Regions from separate parts of the Homo sapiens genome. Here region 1 is linked to region 2. The links are chromatin loops, found by intact Hi-C in ENCODE. Cell type or tissue: PC-3. All regions are shown on one strand. Links, peaks and the distances in the headings refer to the core of each region. The heading gives the core; the rest is flanking DNA.

What was found. Hi-C counts contacts between places; a loop is a spot of excess contacts. Peaks named below come from ENCODE experiments on the same cell type or tissue, not always from the same donor. Only the 100,000 strongest peaks of a DNase experiment are listed, where the experiment ranks them.
Region 1: it touches region 2 in a loop (4-fold over the local background); 1 of 110 quality-filtered maps calls a loop at or near these places.

What each region holds. Positions count from the first base shown.
Region 1 is chr3:123,833,716-123,836,630 of GRCh38, forward strand. The region is part of intron 2 of MYLK (myosin light chain kinase); the gene reads right to left. Among named protein-coding and RNA genes, the nearest start is that of MYLK, 49 kb to the right of the region's middle. In PC-3, for the core only: no CTCF peak of the experiment used is centred there; a DNase peak (open chromatin) is centred at 1,146.
Region 2 is chr3:123,731,236-123,734,146 of GRCh38, forward strand. It overlaps MYLK (myosin light chain kinase), which reads right to left. Exons shown (of 34, transcript NM_053025.4): 10 at 2,452-2,911; 11 at 1,661-1,867. Among named protein-coding and RNA genes, the nearest start is that of MYLK-AS2, 43 kb to the left of the region's middle. In PC-3, for the core only: no CTCF peak of the experiment used is centred there; a DNase peak (open chromatin) is centred at 1,396; H3K4me3 peaks cover 490 bases; H3K27ac peaks cover 2,047 bases.

The DNA.
Region 1 (2,915 bases), core at 145-2,644, 100 kb after region 2:
AACTATATAAAAGCTGATAATATGGGTGAAATGATTTTCTAAGCTAATTTTTCAACCCTATCAGGCATTACATCTATCCCCGAGTTCCCTGACACTCATGGCAAAAAAGGAAACAGGAGAGGTCACACAATTCTCCTTGTCAAATGAGGACACGAAGCCACTTCATCAGGTAACAGGGCCCTCCAGTGCTAATCTCCAAAAGGTCTCTCTCCAGAGAGAGGACTGAACAACACTGGAAAATTGTCCACTGAACAATGGACAATTCTACCAATAGGGTTTTCAAAAGGAAACATTTGGCATTTCATTACTGTTTTTTGTTTGTTTGTTTGTTTGTTTTTTGTTTCTTGGAGACAGATCTTGCTCTGTCGCCCAGGCTGGGGTGTGCAGTGGTGCAATCTCAGCTCACTGCAACCTCTGCCTCCCATGTTCAAGTGATTCTTGTGCCTCAGTCTCCCAAGTAGTTGGGACTACAGGTGCACGCCACCATGTCCTGCTAATTTTTGTATTTTTAGTAGAGATGGGGTTTCACCATGTTGGCTAGGCTGGTCTTGAACTCCTGACCTCAAGCAATCCACATGCCTCGGCCTCCCAAAGTGCTGGGATTACAGGCGTGAGCTACTGCGCCCAGCCTCAGAGTTTGGTAACTTTTTAATATCAACATTTGATAAAAAGGAAAATAATAAAATATGTCTTGGGATTTTTGCAGGGATCTAAAGCAAAGGTCTGGACAGGTAATTTAATAAAGGTCTTGGTGGTTCTCAGTGGAAAGTTGAGTTGCCCTCATCACCCATCCTGGAGGTGGGGGTGCAGGTGGGTAAAGGTGGTGCAGGCAGGTTGCACGGGGTTAAGGGTTAGGGGGATTGAGGGAGCATTGGGATGCGCAGTGGGATTATTGACTGTCACAACGACTTGAGAACAAGGGAAAGGAGCTGAATGTCCTACATTAAATAGAATGCTCATTATAAAGAGCATTATAAAGCATTTTGTCTTGCCTAAAATGCTAATAGCACCACTGGAGAGAAACACTGGAAGGGAAATGAGTAATTAGCATGACTCTTCTAGTGCCTGCTCTAAAATACCAATTAAGTCTTTACAGGGAGTTGATGGCAGTGACCACAAGAATGTCTGCTCCGGGAAGTAGAGATGAAGGAGGATGCCAGGTTTCTGATGTGTCAGCTCTGCTGGTGGTAAAATGCATATTGTCTTATGAGGCATAACGAGCCTGAAGGGTATTGTTGGCTGGACAGAGAGCTGGGCAATGGTGCACTATAAGCATGCCCATGGAAAGGAACATAGCTCTCCTTTTATTTCTTTATATGTCTAAATGAAGACACAACTGGAACACAAAAACTACACATCAATCCATCATAGGAGAAACTATTTTAGGATAGAGCAGTGTTTCTCAAAGTGTGGTCCCTAATTAGCATCACCTGGGAACTTGTTAGAAATGCAGATTATTGGGTCCTACCCCAGACCTGCTGAATCAGAAACTCTGGGTGTGGGGCTGAGAAACCTGCGTATTGACAAGTCCTCCAGGTGACTCTGATGCAGGCTCAAGGTTGAGAACCACTGGTCTAGAAAGCCTGAGGTTCAATATGGCAATCAGTCACAAGAGAGATTTTAGAAATCCTGCTTCATCCCTGTGTAGAGTTTCTATTAGGCTCAGAGACGGAGGGGAATATTTGAATATGTCTGTGGCAGGCAACTGATCAGGGGTGGAAGACCTGAAGACAGAAGACCCCAGGGATGAGAAATAAGGACAAAGAGTAAATTATCAAGGGCCAATCTGAGCCTCAAGTTTAATTAACCATCCTAGGAAGATTTTGTTTTAATTTAACTTGTATTCCTGTTTGAATAGCAAATACAGTTATATGGTTTGAAATTGTTTGGGGGCTCAGAAAACAATACCCCAAAATGAAGACTTCAGAAGCAGCCTCAGAAGCAAAAGTTTCTCTCTGACCTTCTTCTTCCCTCCTGTCTCTGGCCACTCATTCTCCTCCAAGGACACCAGAATCCCTCTTCCCCAAGGCAGGTTATAGAAACCAGAATCCCTTTTCCTTAAAGCCAGCCAGGAAACCTAAAAATATTATTCTAACTTCTCCCCCTGGCCTTTCTGTGTAAAAACTGGCCATAAAGAAATTATCTGACCTACCTTGTTTGACTGTAGGTCATAAGAGCCCCATTCCAGAGAGAGTCTTGCCCCATCAGAAGGAAGAAATGCTGCACAGAGAGGAGGAATACAAACAGAAAGGCCTTGCTGAGTTTCCCTACTCAGTCTATTAGCATTAGATTATACCCTTTTTGCCCAATCATATTTTTACACAGTTGTCCACAGTTTATTGAACCTAAGCATAAAAATGAACGTTTCCTTTGTATCTTTGGGTCTTCATTCGAAGGCTCCCATGTCATGGAAAACTATGATCAAATAAATTTATGTGCCTCTTCTACTATTAATCCACCTTTTGTCATTTGATGTTTAGTGAACCTTCAGAGGGCAAAGGAGAAGTTTTCCCTTGCCCCTTCAACTGAAAAGATACAAAAGTATATAGTGAAATGTCTTTCACCCACACCTGCTTCTAGGTACCCAGCTCCTAGGTATCCAGCACCAACTTCTCTTCCAGAATCAGCCATGTAATCACATCTTCTAGAGATATGTTTTGAAAATACATGTATATTTTTATACCCACTTTTTCTTAAATACAAATAATAACATATTATACACACTCTTCTACACCTTGCTTTATTTTGCTTAATATATTTTGGGGGTTATGCCATACCAGAAACATCAAGAAACACTTAGAAGTGTTCTGAGTGTCTGGAAACATACAACACTCCAGGGCATGGGTATCTTTCCTGCAGCTAAGGAGCACCTGGTAGGCTACCACATGATGTTTGTGGATTTCTTAGTGAACCTC
Region 2 (2,911 bases), core at 412-2,911:
GAGGATAGTAAAAATCCCAGTTAAACAACAGTTAAAATCCCAGTGAATCAACAGTATACAGTGAAAAGTAAGATGCCCCATTCCTTCCTGTGAACCCCTAGTTTCCCCTTCCTAGAGGGACTTTTGTGCTCTTCCAGAAATGATTTGTGCACACACAGGCATCTTTTGCATGTGTGTACACAGATCTTTTCTTCCATTTACACATGAGCCTGTACTTTGCTCCTCTCCCTTCCTAGTGCATCTTGAACATGTTTTAGCATCAGTCTACAGGATGTTGTCTGGCATTCTACTATATGGATACATCACTAACTCTTTTTTTCTTTTGGAAATGTGCATTTTGAAAATTTTCAAACACACACAAAAGTAGACAAAGCAGTGTAGTGAATTCCTATGTACCCATCTCTCAACTTTCATTTATATCAATATTATTTCATTGATATCCCTGCCAGTGCTCCCCAAACATGAATTATTTCTAAGTCAAATATAAAAAGCCATATCATTTCACCAGTAAATAACTCAGGATATATCTCTCAAACAGATGAACTTATAAAAAAAAAAGTAACAAGACCACCATCACATCTTAAAACACCACGAATTCCTTTATATTAAATCTTATCAGTGTCCAAATTCTCTTGATGTTCCCATAAAAACTTTTTAAAGATTATCTCAGTCAGGATTGGCAGAAGATTATCAAAAATTATTGTAATTGTTGATGTTACTATATACCTTCTAATATAAGTTTTCTATAGGTTGTCTTTTTTTTTTTTTTTTTGCTTGCAATTTGTATGTGGAAAAAAAATGGGTGAAAGTTATTTGTTCCACAGTTTCCAGCAGCCTGCAATTTGCAGATTCTACTCTTGTGGTATTTGTTAATGCATTTCTCAAGGGTATGGCATGGGCCTGGGGCTTACATATGCATTTAGAGTAAGGGGGAAATTTTATAGAGATAGACAGGTACAAGAATATTTATCATAGGTATGTTATAATAGTGAAAAATGGAAACAATTTAATTATTCAACAAATAACAGCATACCTAAATTAGATACAGCCATTTCATGCAATATTATATGGCTACTAAAAGTCATGCTTTCCAAGAATTGTATAAAAAGATGTTAATATCACATGAGCAAATTAGGATAGAAAGCAGTATACAAATACCACAATGGTAAGTTTGTATAAAAAACATTAAAATATAATTTATTTCTGAGTCATAAGGTTATATATTGTTTAAATTCCCCACAATGAACATGCATTACTTTTATAAACAGACAGTACAATAAACATAAAAGATGTGGGATCCCACATCATCTCACATTACTCTAAACCTGTATATTTAATGAACACTCAGTTCTCTGTGGTTACAAACGTGAGTCACGGCACTATTCAAACAGCTGAGGGACCTAGGAAAGGTAGCTGTCAGTTGGGCTGGGTGTGGGGCCATGCATGTTTATTTTGAGGTGATTCTGATGTGAACTCCTGATTATGAATCACTGGCCTAGAGCAACACACTTGGCCTTGGCATGTGATTGGGGGTGACATTTCTGTCGGGCTGTGCACCAAGGCAGGGGGCTATAGGAGATGAACCATCTGCAGAAGGTGAAGCACCCCATGAATGGTTGTCCCACAGAGAATGCGGGGTGACCTGGAGAAGTGTACTCACTTTCCACTTGGAGGGTCCAGCTACAGGACAGCTGGCCTTGGGCGTTGGAAGCAGTGCAGCTGTATGTCCCACTGTCCCTGGTCCGGGCTTTCAGCAGGCAGAGGTAATGGGAGCCAGCATCTTCATAAACCTCAATGCTGCCTTCCTGTCTCCTCACGGGGGTGCCTTCCAGGAACCAGGCCACTTCAGGCTTTGGAATCCCGGAAACTACAGGGCCAGGTAAAGAACGTGAGCTCCCTATGCCCTGGAGAGCACCCTGTGATTGTGAGGTAGGTGGGGAAGGTGTGAGCTGGAGGAAAGGGCTCAGTTTGGTGTGGAGCTGCCCTCCCACCTCTGAGTCTGCTTCCTCACCCTCAACCACACTCCACAAGACGAAACCTCTTGAGAGAGTCAGGGGCCTTGAGGAGGATGAATACAGCGTGATGGGCAAGGTCTCCAGGTTGGCCAAAGCCAGGCAAGGGGAAGAAAGGGCGGAGGAGACCATGAGGTTTGCTTTTCGATGTTGGCGATAATGAGGGTGTTTCTTCTAGGGTGGTAAGAACTAGGGCCAGGGCCAGTACTCTATCCAAGAGCAAACAACAGGCTACTGTTAGGGGTCTCTCCAGAATAAAGGGCATTTCTACAATGAGTCACTCCTAAGGGGAAGGCCCTTGTAAGGTGGTTTTCTAGGGGAGCTAGTCCAAGAAGATGAGTGGATATAGGTGATGCAGACTAGCTGGGTGCTGAAGGAAGGGAGTGGCCACCAAGGGGCTACATTTTGGCAATCGGTGACCCTAATTACCTCTACTCACCTTCACATCTGAACTTGACAGTTTGATTTTCCTTGACCTCCTGGCTTTGGGGCTTGCTCTCAAATTTGGGGAATGCTGAATCCCTCTGGCCCTCCATGGGGATTCTCCTGTTAGCAGCCTTGCTCACAACATCTTGGCTCCCCAGGCCAGGCTGCCTGGTGGGGAAGGTGGCTGGACGGGGAGGAGCTGGCCTCTTCCTCTCTTCTCCAGAAGGTGATAGGACCCCCAGGCCTGGTGCTCTTGGTTCCGGCTGAACTCTTGCGGCCTGCAGGGTGATGGAGCTGGAAGTCTTCTGAAGGACCGGGGTCTGCGGGGCCGTTCTGGGCGAGTCCTTGCATGACTCCAGCTTGGACTCCCTTGGGGGCTGAGGCTGGCTGTTTGCAGCCCAGGGTGGGGAGCCACCTCTCTGGGGGCTGGAGCAGTTCTTGCTTTTGGCTGCAGCCTCCAGACTGTCCAGCTT